Linked DNA regions of Homo sapiens: region 1 is linked to region 2. Evidence: read pairs that join two places in POLR2A ChIA-PET (ENCODE). Cell type or tissue: HepG2. All regions are shown on one strand. Links, peaks and the distances in the headings refer to the core of each region. The heading gives the core; the rest is flanking DNA.

The links. ChIA-PET counts read pairs that join two places held together with the same protein. Peaks named below come from ENCODE experiments on the same cell type or tissue, not always from the same donor. Only the 100,000 strongest peaks of a DNase experiment are listed, where the experiment ranks them.
Region 1: POLR2A ChIA-PET joins it to region 2 with 20 read pairs; 27 of 35 experiments call an interaction of 5 or more read pairs at or near these places.

The regions. Positions count from the first base shown.
Region 1 is chr2:20,588,673-20,597,000 of GRCh38, forward strand. HS1BP3-IT1 (HS1BP3 intronic transcript 1) reads right to left here and starts at 3,876. Exons shown (of 2, transcript NR_046836.1): 1 at 3,750-3,876; 2 at 2,103-2,575. It also overlaps a transcript of HS1BP3 not described here. In HepG2, for the core only: CTCF peaks have their summits at 4,056 and 5,095; DNase peaks (open chromatin) are centred at 4,069, 4,849, 7,289 and 7,792; H3K4me3 peaks cover 1,076 bases.
Region 2 is chr2:20,434,059-20,442,386 of GRCh38, forward strand. No RefSeq gene overlaps it. Among named protein-coding and RNA genes, the nearest start is that of RHOB, 8.9 kb to the right of the region's middle. In HepG2, for the core only: a CTCF peak has its summit at 3,206; DNase peaks (open chromatin) are centred at 3,162, 4,653 and 5,263; H3K4me3 peaks cover 585 bases.

The DNA of each region.
Region 1 (8,328 bases), core at 213-8,212, 150 kb after region 2:
CAGCTCCCTCCTGGGAGCACACATCAGCCCATGTGGGAGCTTGCAGCCCCTCTGCCCTCCTCTCTGGCCTGTCAGTACCATCTCAAAAAGCAAGCTCCCTAAAAGCCATGTGAGGCGAAGGCACAGGACATCTCTACTCAGAAGGCTTGCCTGAGGTCCCTCTAACCTCACAGAGGCCTGTCCCCAAGGTCCCAGGCTGAGGCAGGCTCAGCCTTCTGAGAGCCTGATTTCCCCGGGGGAGGGCTGCCAGGTGGAGGAAGCCCAGGGCGTTCGTGCTTGTCTCATGATCTCCAGTGGGGACCAGATGCTGACCACTGAGTCGGCAGGGCTGGGCCCAAAGTCACCACTAACCCAGCACTGATCTCTCCATTTCTTCCATCTGGGCATCAAACTGTCTCTCCTTTCTGCTCCCTATTCAGCCTTAGCCTTGCCCTGGGGGCCACAGAATGGACCACTAGCCCTGCTTTGCATGGATGGGTGCATAGATTGGTCAGCAATGAGTGCATCCCCAGTCTGAGCCTTCACTTCTCAGGATAGCCCATCCCAGGTTCAGCCACTCCTTGTGGTCACTGCCAGGGCCTTCACCGTCCAACACATCCTCATCTGAGCACCCTGCAGCGTGCCAATGTCTCTCTGAAACTGTGCTGTTGGGGGGCTCTGACATGGGCGAGACCTCCAACCTCCCTCACTCTTGACACTAAACCCCTGTGGAACATGACCTAAAGGCCGAGCTTTCCTGGGGCTCTTCACATGTTCCCTGTCACTGAGCTCTGCTCCCCTGCATGCTAGGTGGGCACTGCTAGAGGCTGCCGATGAAGAGATCAGACCTGGCATTGGTTGACTCTGAAAAATCGACTGAGGGACAACACCCCCATAAGCGGCAGCTGGTCAGTGAGGCTGGACAGCTTCCAAGGGCCAGGAAGTTAGCTTGTTAGCTCTAAGGTGTTTTGCAGATCTGAAAACACCAAGTTCTAGGGTGATAAGCACCCCCAACCCTGAGATTCAGAGGATAGAGAATTCTAAGTGGCTCAAATCCTAAGGCAGTGAGGCATGGACCAGACCACACCCTTCCTGAACAGGGCTGCTTCCAGAACTGGAGGACTTGCAGCTATAGGACCCAGACTCCTCACAGCTGGTGGAGGGAGACTCCTCACAGCTGGGGGCGGGATTGTGGGGGAATTGGGGTGGGGGCAGTTGAGGGTTTCCTGCCTCACATGAAGAGAGAGATGACTGAGACTCCTGGGGGTCCTGGAGCCTCCAGTAGTTCCCCCTGGACCAATGGGTCCCAGCAGCTCTCAGTTCATTGCTGTGTCCAGGAGTCTGGTGAAGAGTTAATGCTCAATTAATGTCTGGAGAGTGAATGAATAAAGGAAGGAGGCTAGCACATCAGAGACCACCCGGTCTCAGCAGCTCTCAGGCTGCCCGTGCTGGAGTCACCCCGCCCTCCAGGCAAGCAGATGGGGCTGCTGAGGTGGAAGCTGGGGGCATTTGGCCCTGGTTTTCCTGTCTGAGTGGTTTGCACCCCCGGGCTCTGTGTGTGTTTTTTGGTGCAGCCACGGCTCCAGACTTGAGCCGAATTCTCATTCCCCATATCTTCCTCACTTCTGAGTCAGCTGTGAGCTCCACCTCTACCCAGCCTTCCAGGGTCTCAGGAGAGACCAGTGGTGTCTGTGGGGCATCCTCTGTTTGTTCTTTACTGAGGCTGGAGTCACCTTCTATCACAGACTATCACAGCCTCTCAGGGCTGTCCTTCTCTGTAGAAGGATGATGGGACCCGATGCCTCTGGGCCCTGCCTCACCCCCTCATCCCGGAGCAGCCCCACAGCCTCGCTCCCCTTGGCGATCTCTGGTTCCAGCTGTTGCTCTGTCAACCTCATTAGGTCACGTCCCCGTACTCCACCTCTTCCTCATGGCATGGCCCGGCCCATCTGACAGGTCCTCTCATAGGCAGAGCTGGACGTGTGGGCTGGGCCAGGCTGGGCAACTGGGCCTCTATGAATTTCCACAGATCCAGAGTCAACCCAGTGTGGATCCAGTGAGAACTTATCAAACACCTGGGCACCTGAGCTAGGCTAGACATCCAAGGACGCTGACTTTGGCAATCCTTGTTGGGACCCTGGAAAGGGCAATTTATTGTCTCCACTTGGCATTAGAGGAAACTGATGCTCAAAGAGATGGACCTCCTGGACCAAGGACAAAGAGCACAATCTGGACTCTACACAGACTTGTTTAGGTGCAAAGATTCCTATTCAATAAAGGGAAGGGAATCCAGGAAACTGCATCTCCCTACCTCCCTGCCCAATATTTGTCCATCAGGCTGCCCAGGTCCCCATGCTGTGGCAGGAGCGCCGATGATGAGTGCTGCAGAGACCATGGGAGGAATGCCAGCCTCAGGCCAGGATAGCAGGGCAGGCTGGTTACGTTGGGAGGCCTGGAGCCAGCCAGCCAGGCCCTGATAGCTTACAGCTGCTCCAAATGCAGGAGGCGGAATCAGAGCCTGCCCCAGCCACTGGAGAGGGACGCCTCCATCTGTGCTTGTGTTCTTGGGTGCTGCCAGCCCCTTCCTCCACGGGAGCTGCCAAGGAAAGAGCCCTTTTGTCATCTTCCCAGGCAAGAACAGCCATCCCGTGGCACTCACTCCCTGCACACTCCAAGGCCTCGCTTCTGCTTCATGGAAACAGGATTGAGTCTTGCTTGAAGCTGTGCACCACCAGACCACAAAAAGCCTCAAACATAGGTGTGGCCACCAGCCCCAGAGAGCCACAAGCACTCGGATTCTGGGAGCCCCAAGACTTGGAAGTTTCCCGTGGCACCAAGGCCAGGTGTTTATTGTCAAAGTTCTGGCCAGCCATGCACATTGCTGACAGTTTCTGTCCCTTTGGAGTTCTGGTCGACCATTGTGTTTGTTTGTTTTTTTGAGGAAGGGTCTTGCTCTGCCACCCAGGCTGGAGTACAGTGGCGCGATCTTGGCTCATTGCAACCTCTGCCTCCTGTGTTCAAGTGATTCTCATGCCTCAGCCTCCAAAAAATGCAGACATGCGCCACCATGCCCAGCTAATTTTTGTATTTTTAGTAGAGACGTGGTTTCATCATGTTGGCCAGGCTGGACTTGAATTCCTGGCCTCAAGCAATCTGCCCACCTCTGCCTCCCAAAGTGCTGGGATTACAGGCCCGAGCCACCGCACCTGGCCCTGTGTGATCTTTCTGAGAGTTTCTGAGCAGCGAACACCCCAGGTGGTTGCATGGGGGAGGCTGTAAAATCTGACAGCAGCTAGTGGGTCCTAGGGGGACGGTTCAACATCACGTCCCATGGATGGTCCAAGGACAGAACAGCCCCAGCATCCAGGCCAGAAAGCTGGCCCTGGAGGAAGTTGGTTCCTATCCTGTGCTTCTAGGCTGGGGTGAAGGTTTCCAGGAGGACACCTCCCTTGGTCACACTATTCTCCTGAGCCCCTCTCTCACATACGTGCCCTGCTGCTGCAACCCCCAGAGGGCTGCAAAAATTAGCTGGGTATGGTGATGCATGTCTGTAATCCCAGCTTTTTGGGAGGCTGAGGCACTAGAATTGCTTGAACGCGGGAGGCAGAGGTTGCATCACAAAATCCGCCACAACCCCTGGATTTCCTCAAGGGATTCCCTGTCTGGCCATCCACCTCCCCCGCCCCGCCCCGCCCATTCCTACTTCCCCTTTCGGGCCTGTCCCTCTCTTCTGACCTCCCCCATCCATCACAGTTCTAGCCTTCACTCACCTGCATCACCGTAGTGACTCCCCGACAGCTCTGTCCCTGCCCGGCTCAGACTCTCCTATGCAGCTAGGAGTAAGCCCAGGAGAGCATGTCCCTCCTCCGCTCAAGAGCTTCCAAGGGCTTCCCATCAGGATCAGTTTCCCAGGGCAGTCATAGCAAATGACCACAAACTGGATGGCTTGAAAAGTCTCCTCTCACAGCCCTGGAGGCCAGAAGTCTGAAGTTGAGGTGTCAGCAGGACCCTGCGCCCTCAGAGGGTCCTTCTTTGCCTCTTCCAGTTCCTGGCGTTCCCCCGCTGGTGGCAGCACCACGCCCATCCCTGCCTCAGCCTTCACGTGGCCTTCTCTTCTCCACTGTGTGTCTCTTACAGAAACACCTGTGATTGGATTTAAGGCCCACCTGGATAACACAGGATGATCTCATCTTGAGATCCTTAATTTAATTTCATCCACAGATTCCTTTTCCAAATAAAGTCGCATTCACACGTTCCAGGGGTTAGGATGCGAACATGGCTTTTTTGGGGGCAAGAATTCAACCCACGATATCACCTCCTTAAGGAAAATCCCAAGTCATTACTCTGTGCTTCAAGGCCCTTCAGGATCTGGCCTTATCCATGACCTCCAACCTCCCGCTGTCTACCCCACCACCCCTGACCTCCAGCCCTGTCCCCCCACTGTCCCCCCAGCACACCATGTTCCTGCTTCAGGGCCTTGGCAGATGCTGGCCTTTCCCCCAGGGTCCACACGCTTCCTCCATCAGCATCGTCAGGTTTAGTCAATTGTTTGGTATGGCCAGGCCCTCCCTGGCCACATTGTCTAAACTTGCAACCTTCCCGGAACACTCCCTCTTCCTCACCTGCCTTCTCTCTTCCTTACCACTCATCACCATCACACGTGCCGGCCTTCTCCTCATTTATGTTGTTCATTGTCTCCCCTCCCCTAGGCCACAGGCTTGTTTTGTCAGTTTTGTTCACTGCTGTGTCCCAGCGGCTAGAACAACGCTTGACACTAGTTGACCTTGGCTGAATGAATGAGTGAATGAATGAGCAAGAGTTTGCTCAGGCTGAACTCTGAGCTGCCGGAAGCCTTTGTAGACACCCCCAGAACATGCTGGCCCCACCTCTGAGCTCCTGGTGTACCTCGGTTCTCATGAGGCCCCCGCACTTCAGCCTCTGGTGATCCTCTTTTTCGAGCCAGACATGTTGGCTCAGCCAACACTCCCTGAGCCCACATCATGAGTCACCAGAGGCCCTTGACCCTTCCTCCCACAACCTTCCCCCACTGCGCCCGCTCTCACCCTGGTCACAGTTAGCCGAGTGTGTGCAGGGAACTGTGTATGAAGGTCAGGCCTGCCCTGCTGCCCCTGCTGGTCCCTGGAGCCGCCACGGGGATGGAAGAGTGGGTCCTTTTGATGCACTCAAGCCTGGGATATGGTCCTCCAGGGCCGGCATTGAAGGAATGTACAAGGGCTGCCCCAGGGCCTGCAACACTAACTGTGAAGAGTCCCCTAAAACTTCCCTGATGAAAACCACCACAGCCTCCATTTCAGAAGAGGGACGTGGGCTTCTTGCCATGTCTCTGCTGCTGATGGGCTCTGTGACTGGCACAATTTCCTTCCTGTTGCTGGTCCCCAGTTTTGTCATCTTTAAATCTGGGCATCGACCCATCGGGGATGGCTACAATAGCTTGCATCTTACACATTCCAACTCAGATGGCTCTGGCTGTGCCACTGGGTTGAGAAGGATTCTGAGGTTCAATCCAGGCTTAACAGGAAGAAGTGCAGTGATCCATTAGTGACATCTGCCATGGGTGTGGGGAGAGTGGGGGCCCAGGTGTGCTAAGGCTGGGTTAGATGCTTTGTGAGTGGGCTTTGGGCAACACGTCCACGTGAGTCTATGGATGCCTGATGATAGAGAAAAGATCCTGGAGGAGGTGAATGGGTCTGAAATGAGTGGCTGATGGCATCACAAATCCTTTTTGAGCTTACTTTGGTGCATTGAGGCAGCTGGCATGGCCTGCCTGCTGGGAAGGCATCAATGACCCAATGGAGAGATGGCTCCTTCCCTATGCTGGGGTTGAAGTTGCAGGGCAGTTAGGCTAGGGCCCTGCTCTGTGTTTTGTCTCTCAGGTGGCCATAGTGCTTGGTAGAAGAGGCTGTCCTCTGGCTCAGGATTTGCAGCAACAAGGCCAGCCTCTAGCTGGGCCTAGCCAAGTGCCCTCTGAGACTCGCTGGAAGTGAGGTCCCCTATCTCAATCCATTCAGGCTGCTACAACAAAATACCGTGGATGGGGTGGCTTAGAAATGGCAGACATGTATTTCTCACAGTTCTGGAGGCTGAAAGTTCCAGATCAAGGTGTCAGCAGCTTCGGTGTCTGGGAGGGCTGGCTCTCTGATTCCTGGAGGGGGCTGTCTTGCTGCATCTTCATGGATGGAAGGGGCAAGGGGGTTTTCCTCAGGTCTCTTTTATAAGGGCATTAATCCCAAACAGGAGGGCTCTGTCCTATGCCCTAATCTCTTCCAAAGGCCCCACCTCCCATACCCTCACCTTGCTGGAGAGAATTTCAACATACACGTTGTCGGGAGTAAAAAAACACTCAGATCATAGCATCTCGGGATAGACAGAGCCCGGCATGCCACTTCCCTGAATGAGGGAGACATTCTTGTAGCCTGCACAGCTGGAGCAGGGAGTGAGAGCCTCGGCAGCCTTGGGAGAAGGTGCCCTAATGTGACATGGCCTCAGTTTCCCAGCTGTGGGCAGAGATCACAGCAGCTGTCTCCTTTTCAGTCTGGACAGATGGCTGTGACCCACAGAAACGCCATGGCCCGGGAACAGAGCTGTGTCTACCCTGGGACACAGCTGTAACTACCCTGGGACAGAGCTGTGTCTACCCACGGGAAGGGGGATCCTTTTCTAATTTGTACAAAGGTGCCCTGGGGGTCCAGGTCATGCATAGAAAATTCCTCACCAGGCACTCACCAGGAGCAGAACCCTATCATCCTCCTCCTCCTCACAGTGACTCCTGCTCTAACAGAGGCACAGAGGCGCAGAAAGAGGGAGTTCCCCTGAGGCAGCAGGAGGGCTTCCTGGAGGAGGGAGGGTTTCGGCTGGGCCTTGCTGATCCTGTAGCAACCAGTGATTCTGGCCACAGCCCGTGCCTGCCTGCCTGACTCTCTGCGAAGGGACTGCAGCCTGCTCTGTGCTGCGGCCCTTCCTCGACATGGCTGGTTTCTTCCCTAGGTCTATCTTTGGTTCCTGCTGACTCTTCCGTGACATAAATGCAAATGAGACCACAGACAACTAGCCTCAAAGCCAAGGAAGCCGCTGGCTGGAGTTGTCTCCACAGTCCCCTGCTGGGCAGGGAAGTGGGCAGAGGTGATGGTCACGTCCATCCATCACGGCCCATCAGGGGAGCAGGCCTCTTGGGGCCCCTGACACCTCCAAGTGGCCAAAAAAAAGGTCATACCAGGAGACAGAGCCTTAGACTAACCAACAAGAGCTTCCCGCATGGCTGATGACAGTTTCCCACGTTCTTTCTTAATCACTGGGACCTTAGTTCAAAGGTGATCCTGTGTGGAGTCCTGAAATGTAAAGCAGAGTGGTCCAGAGCTTACCTCTTGCCCTGAGGTCTTTTCATCAAACCTAGGGCTCCTTAGGGCACAGTAGCTTGAAAACCGCTGACCCACAGGATGTGACTCAAATTTCTAAAGCTCTCACAACTCTCCCCTCCTTCCCCGTGACACTGCTCTAATCCCACCTCTGGGTGTACCAGATACCTCTCGCTCCTGCCTTGGCCCTTTAGTATTTTGATACTAGCTGCTTTGTCAAAACTCCTTCAAGACCCCAGCTAGGATACTGCCTCCTCCAGGAAGCTTATTCTACTATCTGAATATTTGTGTTCCTCCAAGATTCTATTCATCTGCTCAAACCTAAACCCCCAAGGCGCTGGTATTAGAAGGTGAGGCCTTAGAGCAGGGATTAGGTCATGAGGGTAAAGCTCTCATGAATAGGATTAGTGACCTTATAAAAGAGGCTCCAGGGAGCTGCCTTGCCACTTTCACATGTGAGGACATGGTGAGAAGACAGCAATCTGTGAACCAGACAGCAGGCCCTCACCAGGCACCAAATCAACTGATGCCTTGACCTTGGACTTCTCAGCCTCCAGAACTGTGAGCTATACATTGCTGTTGTTTATAATCACCCAGTCTATGGCAGTTTTTATAGCAGCTTGAAAGGACTAAGAGAATTACTTTTATCTCTTCCCCCCACCCACATACATGTGAGCAGAGTGGTCCCTTCTTCCCCTTTCTGTGCTGTACTCTGTCCTTCTACCCATCACAGCCTTCCTCCTGCTGTGTCTGAAGCACCCATTTCTCCGTTTGTCCTACACACAAATCTCAGCTCCTTCAGGGCCTGGTGTTTTTCCCCCTCTGCATTTCCTGGGCTGGACCCTCATAGGTACCCCATCAGAATCTTTCACTGCAGACCCGTGGCAGCCAGCAGGTGCCATGGCTCCCTGGACTCTGTGGGTAGGATTTGGGCAACTTGAATGTGTTTAGGATCCAGCCATGGTTCCCATTAAGG
Region 2 (8,328 bases), core at 17-8,016:
CTGAGGTCCCAGAGAGGACAAACCCTATGTGGACTGTGATGGGAGGGAGGAGGGGGACAAGGGCCTGGCCTGTGGGGGCTTCAGGTCTCCAGGTGGTTGACTGACCTCCACCATGGATACAGATGCAGCCCTCCCCGTGCCTCCTGTCTGTCAGCCATGGCAGGTGCCCGTCTCATCTCTCACCTGATAACCCAGGAGAGGAGAGTGAAATTCGAGATAGCCCAACACTCACACTCACACAAATACATGTACCACACACACAACACACCACACACACAAAAGATACACACAACACACACACAGCACAGACAACACACATAACACACATACAACTTTCTCTGAGGCTCCCAGGCTCCCACTGAATGGGAGAGGAGGTGACTGCTCGGGAGGTGGGGACATTTCTACCAAGAGTCCTGCTGTTTTCTCAAATCTATCTTCACCTCTCCACCTTTGCTCTGCCTGATAGCCAGAGAGGCCACTCTTTTTTTTGTTTGTTTTTGAGACAGGGTCTCACTTTGTCACCCAGGCTAGAATGCAGTGGCTCGTTCATGGCTCACTGCAGCCTCGACCTCCCAGGCTCAAGTGATCCTCCCACTTCAGCCGCCTGAGTAGCTGAGACTACAAGCACATGCCTGGCTAATTAAAATTTTTTATTTTTTGGTAGAAGCAGGGTCTCCCTATGTTGCCCAGGCTGGTGTCGAACTCCTGGGTTCAAGTAAACCTCCCATCTTGGTCTCCCAAAGTGCTGGGATTACAGATGTGAGGCATCATGCCTGGCCTAGGCCTCCTAATCTGAAGCCTGCTTCCCTCCTTCGTCCCTCTGTGAGCCATCCCCAACACAGCTGCCACCTCATGGAACAAAACATGTCACCTCCTTCTTAAAACCTTCAGTGGAGGAACATATTTACATAAAAAAACTCACTGACTCCCTTTTCCCTCAATTTAAATTGTTTACCTTCTCTACAGAAAAGAGTAAACATGGTAGGCCTCACTGCCTGTTCTTAGGAAGCCCTGCTTCATAAGAAGCACGTTGGTTCTTGCCTGGAGTTTGGAACAGTTCTCACCAGGAACCGACAAGAGTGGCTCGCTGTGCCTAAATTGTTTGTCTAAACAATATGGTTTATGCTGAACACCTGCCTTCCTTCTGAAAGTCTGGAATTTGGGTACATGCCAGGCAGAAGGTACCTATTTGACCACCCCTGAATTAGTCAGGGTTCTCCACACCAGAGAGAGAGAGAAAGAGAGAGAGAGAGAGGTTTTTAAAAAAAAATTTTTTTTTTGAGACAGAGTTTTGCTCTGTCACCAGGCTGGAGTACAGTGGCACAGTCTTGGCTCACTGCAACCTCCGACTCCCTGGTTCAAGCGATTCTCCTGCCTCAGCCCCCCTAGTAGCTGGGATTACAGGCACGCACCACAATGTCCAGCTAATTTTTGTATTTTTAGTAGAGACAGTGTTTCACCATGTTGGCCAGGATGGTCTCGATCTCCTCACCTTGTGATCCACCCGCCTCGACCTCCCAAGGTGCTGGGATTACAGGCGTGAGCCACCGTGACTGGCCGAGAGAGGTTTATTTTAAGGAATTGGTTCATGATTGTGGGAGCTGGCAAGTTCAGAACCCGTAGGGCAGATTGGCAAGCTGGAAATTCCGAGCTGTTGTTGCAGCCTTGAGCCCAAATTCTGCAGCTGGAAGCTCAGGCAGGGTGTCTATGTAGCAGTTTTGGGAAGAATACCCCCTTCTTATTAGGGAAACCTGAGTCTTTACTCTCAAGACCTTCAACTAATTAGAAGAAGCCCACCCTCATTATAGAGCATAATCTTCTTTACTCAAAGTATTTGAGTAATTTAAATGTTAATCAAATCTAAAAAACACTTTCATAGCAATATCTAGTCTGGTGTTTGATTAAATAACTGGGTACCATAGCCTAACAAAGTTGACATAAAAATTAACCAGCAGTGCCGGGCACAGTGGCTCACACCTGTAGTCCCATCACTTTGGGAGGCTGAGGTGGGTGGATCACCTGAGGTCAGGAGTTCGAGACCAGCCTGGCCAACATGGTGAAACCCCGTCTCTACTGAAAATACAAAAAATTAGCCGGCTGTGATGGCGGGTGCCTGTAATCCCAGCTACTTGGGAGGCAGAGGCAGGAGAATTGCTTGAACCTGGGAGGCAGAGGTTGCAGTGTCCCGAGATCGCGCCATTGCACTTCAGCCTAGGGAACACAGCGAGACACTGTCTCAAAAAAAAAAAAAAAAAAAAAAAATTAATCAGCACAGCCACCCAAGAAAAATCCTAGGCATCGATTCCTGTTGGTTGGCAATGTTCTACATGGGTTGTCACAACTCATTGCTGGGGTAATTAGCATGTCCTGTGTGATGCCACTGGGAAAGAACTCAGGATTCTCGAGAAGAACAATTTCGCTTGCACTTGACTTTCCCCAGACTTCATCTGTGTGCCTTTCCCTTTGCTGCTTTTGCTTTGATCCTTTTGTTGTAATAAATCATAGCTGTGAGTACACCTACATGCTGAGTTCTATGCATCCTTTTAGCAAATCTGCAAAATGAGGGGTGGTCTTGCAGACTCCAGATTTACCTTCAGGTGAGCCTCCCCATTTCCAGTAACTGCCACCTTATACCCCACATTCCCACCGTACTGAGCTGCCTAGTACCTGGATACGCATACCTCCATATCTAGAATGCCCTCTCTTCTCTTGGATGGCTAACTTCCATGCAGCCGTCAGGAACTCAGCTTGCTTTGGTTATCCATTGCTGTGGAACAAGCGATCCCAAAACATAGTGGTTAAGACAGCAACAGTTCATTATTTCTTATGATTCTGTAGGTTGATTCAGGCAGTTCTTCTTCCCATGGGGTTGGCTGCGGTTTTAGGGTGGAGGGTTCAAATGGCCCCAGAGTTGGTGGTAGTTGGTGCTGGCCACCTGCTGATAGCTTAGCTGAGGCTATGAGTCAGGGGCCCAATTCTCCTCAATATGGGTTTCTTCACATGGCTAATTGAGTCTCCTGAAACCATGGTGGGTATTCTCCAGGAAGAAGCATTTCAAAAGAGCAAGCCCCAATGTGCAAGTACTTATCAAGCTTCAGCTTGCATATCCATGCAATGAATGCTGATGTTCCATTGGCTAAGCTAGTTACATGGCCAAGCTGAAGATCATCACGGGAAAGAACTATGCCAGGAGATGAACACTGGGGGGTGCAGCTCATAGAGGGCCACGAATGTGCAATGTACCACATAGTACAAGCCTTCACTGACCTCCTTAAGCCCCTTCCCAGTGCGTACTCATTACAATACTTGCCACACTCAGTTGAAATAGTTTAATTGTTGAGTATTGTGCTTCTATTTATGGACTGGAGCTCCATATTTATGGACTGGAGCTCTTCTGAGAGCAGGGTCTGTACCTAATTTATTCCAGTATCCCATTCCTGACCCAGACTGTGTTTGCAGAATGAGTGCTTGAATCAGAGCAGCAACTATCATCACCCACCTCGTATTTGCCAGGTTCAAGCCCTGTCTCTACCTTATTTAGGCTTAGGACATTCAATAGCTGTGAGATGCCAACTATACACAGTCCCTAAGCTCCTTAAAGCATGGCAGCCTGTCCCATGCTTTACAGAAGCATAGCCTGTCCCTGCTATAGAGAAGGCACCTACCAGGCATTAGTGGAATGAATAAATGAATGAGCGAACTTTCTAGGCATGTCGTTGAGATTTCCAAGCTATAAGACCATTCGATCCAGCAATCTCGCCACTGGGTATCTACCCAAAGGCAAGTTACCTGCACTCTTAAGTTTATCACAGCATTGTTCACAATAGCAAAGATGTGGAATCAACCTAAGTGTCATCAGTGGATGGTGGGATAAAGAAAAGGTGGTGTACATACACAATGGAATACAACTCACCCATTAAAATGAAAAAAAAAATAAAACATGTATTTTGAAGCAACATACATAGAACTAGAGGCCATTATTTTAAGTGAAACAACTCAAAAAGCCAAGTACTGCATGTTGCCACTTATAAATGGGAGGTAAATAATGTGTACATATAGACATAGACTGTGGAATAATAGACATTGGAGACTTGGAAGGGTGGGAGCGGGTGAGGGATAAAAAATTGCTTGATGGGCACAATGTACATTATTCAGGTGATGGTTACACCAAAAGCCCAGACCTCCCCACTACACACACAATATATCCATGTAACAAAACTGCATCTGTACCCCTTAAAGTTATACAAATTTTAAAAATGCATCAACTGCTTTCTTAAACATACACTGTGATGAAGCTGAGCAGAAATCACATGACCCCACAGTCCACAAATAAAGCAGGTCTATCAAAGAGCTGTCAACGAAAGAGATTTTCTGTCCTCTCCTTTCCAGTTGAGGACCCTGAGGAAGGAGAGTTGCCCTTGCTGTGCCACGTTGTGCTGAGCAGCCCGGCTGGAGCAGAAGCACAGGGTCCTCCCACCAATGCGTCCTCTGCTCCCCTATTTCCTGGTCTTGGGCAGTGGCTCCTAATATAGGTTCTGTCTCATGCTATAAACAGCTACAGACACATCTTCAGTAGTAACGCACTGGAGTGTGGAAATCAATTGTGAATTAAACTCCTCCCTATTGCAATATTCTGACATCATAAGAGAACACAAGTGAATCATCCCTGTGTAAATATACTTTGATTAGATCATTTGCTTTCAAGGCTAAAAAAAGGGAGGAGAAAAAACTGGATGTTCTGTTCCCCTCTGGATAGGCATTGGGGGTAAGATTTTCCGCCCCTCTGTGTGGTAACCCCCCTCAGCTGGAATAACAACTTCTTACTTAAGACCACATTCCTCTAGGTTCCATTCTTTGAAATATTTCATTCTTTGGACCTCAGTTTAAGCAACTAAAATAAAAGATGGTCTTGAATAATAAAACTAAACAAAAGAATGTGTTTGCTTTATTAAAGGGATTTTTTTCACTTTATGAAAGGACTGACAGTATTATTTTCAGCAGGTGAGATCCCCCTTGATCTGTTCAAAATGAAAATGAAATTCATCTAGTTCAGGAGCTATGGACTGGTTCTGTTGGCCAAATCTAGCCTGCGCTGCCCATGCATTTTCTCTCTTTTTCTTTCTCTCTCTCTTTCTTCTTATATCTTGTTTAAAGAAATAGAGACAGGGTCTGGCTATGTTGCCCAGAATCGATCCCGAACTCTTGGGCTCAAGTGATCCTCTCACCTCGGTCTCTCAAAGTGCTGGGATTACAGTAATGAGTCACAGTGCCTGGCCGCCTGTGTATTGTTTGAACAACACAGTAGTTGATTTTTAAATTCTGAGCTTCTATAGCTGCATTATGACATGTTCTCCAGTTCTTCACAAATGCTGCCACTACTTGATGTCTCACACACAGTTGTTACCTGCAGGACCCCTGAGTTTTACCTCTCATTTTACAAATGGGGAAACTGAGACCTAGAAAGGACGGTTTGCTCAAGGTCGTGAAGCTAGGACATGCCAGGGCTAAAAAGCAAGTCTCCAGCTCCCTGGCACAAGACTCCCTCCCTTCTGCTCACTGCATCTCCACACCACTTTCTTGTAGCTTTCGTTAAATTAATAAAAGTGCAATTTCAGCATACGCCACTAAACTGGCAAGCATTTGCAGGGGTGGATTTTGTAGCGACAGCACTTACCCAATGGGAAGTTGTTGCAACCTTCCTCTTTCCTTTCTGTCCTCCCAATTCTCAGGGTTGGAGGAACCTCACACTTTGCTGTCATCAGGCAAACCTCATGCATGGGCAAGGAGCATCATTTTTCTACTTCTACCCATCACAGCTTCTCCTTTCTATCAAACCACACAAGCAGAATCTTTCTCCATATAAAATCCACACAGTAAATGTTTCAGATGGTACAAATGGGCTTGTCTTTCATTTTGAATTTTTTTTTTTTTTTTTTGAGACAAGACCTCACTCTGTAGCTCAGGCTGGAGTGTGGTGGCGTGATCATGACTCGTTGCAGCCTCAACCTCCTGGGCTCAAGTGATCCTCCCACCTTAGCCTCTCAAGTAGCTGGGACCACAGGTGCATGCCACCATGCCCAGCTAATTTATTTATTTATTTATTTATTTATTTATTTATACAGATGAAGTCTGCCTATGTTGCCCAGGCTGGTCTCAAACTCCTGGGCTCAAGCAGTCCTCCCACCTTTGCCTCCCAAAGCGCTGGAATTACAGGCATGAGCCACTGCACCCAGCAAAGCTTTTCTTTCTGGAAAAATCCTACTTGTTATTCAAGGCACTGTTCAAATGTTGCGTCCAGTGGGAAGCCAACTCCACTATTCATTTACATATTTTTAACATCATGTAGCATAGCGTGGGGTGTGCGGTGTGTGGGCCTACTTGCCTCCTCACCTTTCCCTCCTTCAGCTCCCCTTGTCTACTCTGTCCCCTCCATCTTTGTTTACTGACTTGAATTGAGAGGATTGAGGCTCATAGAAGACTTCCTGAAAACAATCCACACCCACCACTTTTCTACCAAAATTGAACAAGGACTAGATTTTGATTCTCTTTTTTGGAAAGGAAAATAGGTCACCATGCAAAAAGGCCCAAGCAGCTTCTCCTGTTCAAGAAAATGCTGTCTGGTGTTGGGGATGAGTTGGAGAGCTTTGGGGAGGGAGTTGCTATAGGGGAGGAGCTGAAAAGGACAGAGGTGGCAGGTATAGAAAGCAATCAGTCAATGCAAGAGGGCAGTCTCCAAATTGCTCCAAACCTCAGTGTTCATCTGTATCTGAACCTCTCTGAAACCCAGTGATGAGCTTAGGACAAATGAAAAGAAGTCTTACCAGCAGAAAGATGAACGAATTTTAGGGGACTCATGTCAGCACTGACTCTCCCTTGGGAGGATGGTGGCTGAAGGAGGAGCCAGGGAGCCATCTGAACTTGTAGACATTTTAGCCCAGTGCTGTCCAATAGAAATACAATGTGACTCAAATGCGTAATTTTAAGTTTTCTAGTTGACACATTAAAAAGCTAAAAAGATGGCTGAGTGTGGTGGCTCATACCTGTAATCCCAGTGCTGTGGGAGGCAGAGGTGGGCAGATCACCTAGGGTCAGGAGTTCGAGATCAGCCTGGCCACCACGGCAAAACCTTGTCTCTATTAAAAATACAAAAATTAGCCAGGCGTGGTGACACATGCCTGTAATCCCAGCTACTCGGGAGGCTGAGGCATGAGAATCACTTGAACCTGAGAGGCGGAAGCTGCAGTGAGTTGAGATTACACCATTGCTCTCCAGCCTGGGTGGCAGAATGAGACTCTGTCTCAAGAAAAAAAAATAAAATCTAAAAAGATGAAATTAATTTGAATAATATGTTCAACATATTAAATCTCATACATTTAAAAAAATCCACTATATCCAAAGTATTACCACCTCAACATGTTATTAATATAAACATAAAAATAAACTATTGTACATGTTTTTCAATCTAAGTCTTTAAATTCTAGTGTTTAGCTTATAGTTAGAGCACATCTCAATGTGGACACTAAATTTTTATCAAAAAGAATCTGCATTTAGATTTCATAAAATTTTCAGTTGAAAAAGCAGATTTACATACCCAAGTTGTTTCAAACATACCTAAAAGTTTCCATCAAATTGAATCAAATAACAGTTTTTAAATGTAATTAAAATGAAATGATATTAAAAGCCTAGTTCTTCAGTGGCATTAGTGACATTTCAAGTACTTAATAGCCACATGTGGTTACTGGCTACTGTATTGACTGTAGTTTTAGAGCGATCAGGAGCGGTCCTACTGCCCATTGCCTGTTCCCCTCGGCCTTGCTCTGGGCTGGACAAGTGGGGGGTTTGATCAGAGTTCAATGCCCATGTGCTTAAGTTTAATAGTCTAGCTATGGTGGTTCTCTTTTGAGCACAGCCTTCTCCTTCTTAGCTCTGGGACACACTGAGGGGAAGAGAAGGATATTTTATCTGCTGTTGCTCCTAGCTGGAGACCCCACCCAGAAAACAGCTTGAGTGGCCCGCAGCCACATTAACTCCTGAGTGAATGGACTCCAAATGGGCCAGACAGGACTGCCTCAGTTCTTCCACGTGAAATAATATAGCTAGTGCAACTTTTCCTTTTTTTTTTTTTTTTTTTTTTTTTATTGATACGGAGTCTTGCTGTCTCCCCCAGGCTGGAGTGCAGTGGTACGATCTCGGCTCACTTGCAAGCTCCGCCTCCAGGGTTCATGCCATTCTCCTGCCTCAGCCTCTCGAGTAGCTGGGACTACAGACGTCCGCCACCACGCCCGGCTAATTTTTTGTATTTTCAGTAGAGACGGGGTTTCACCGTGT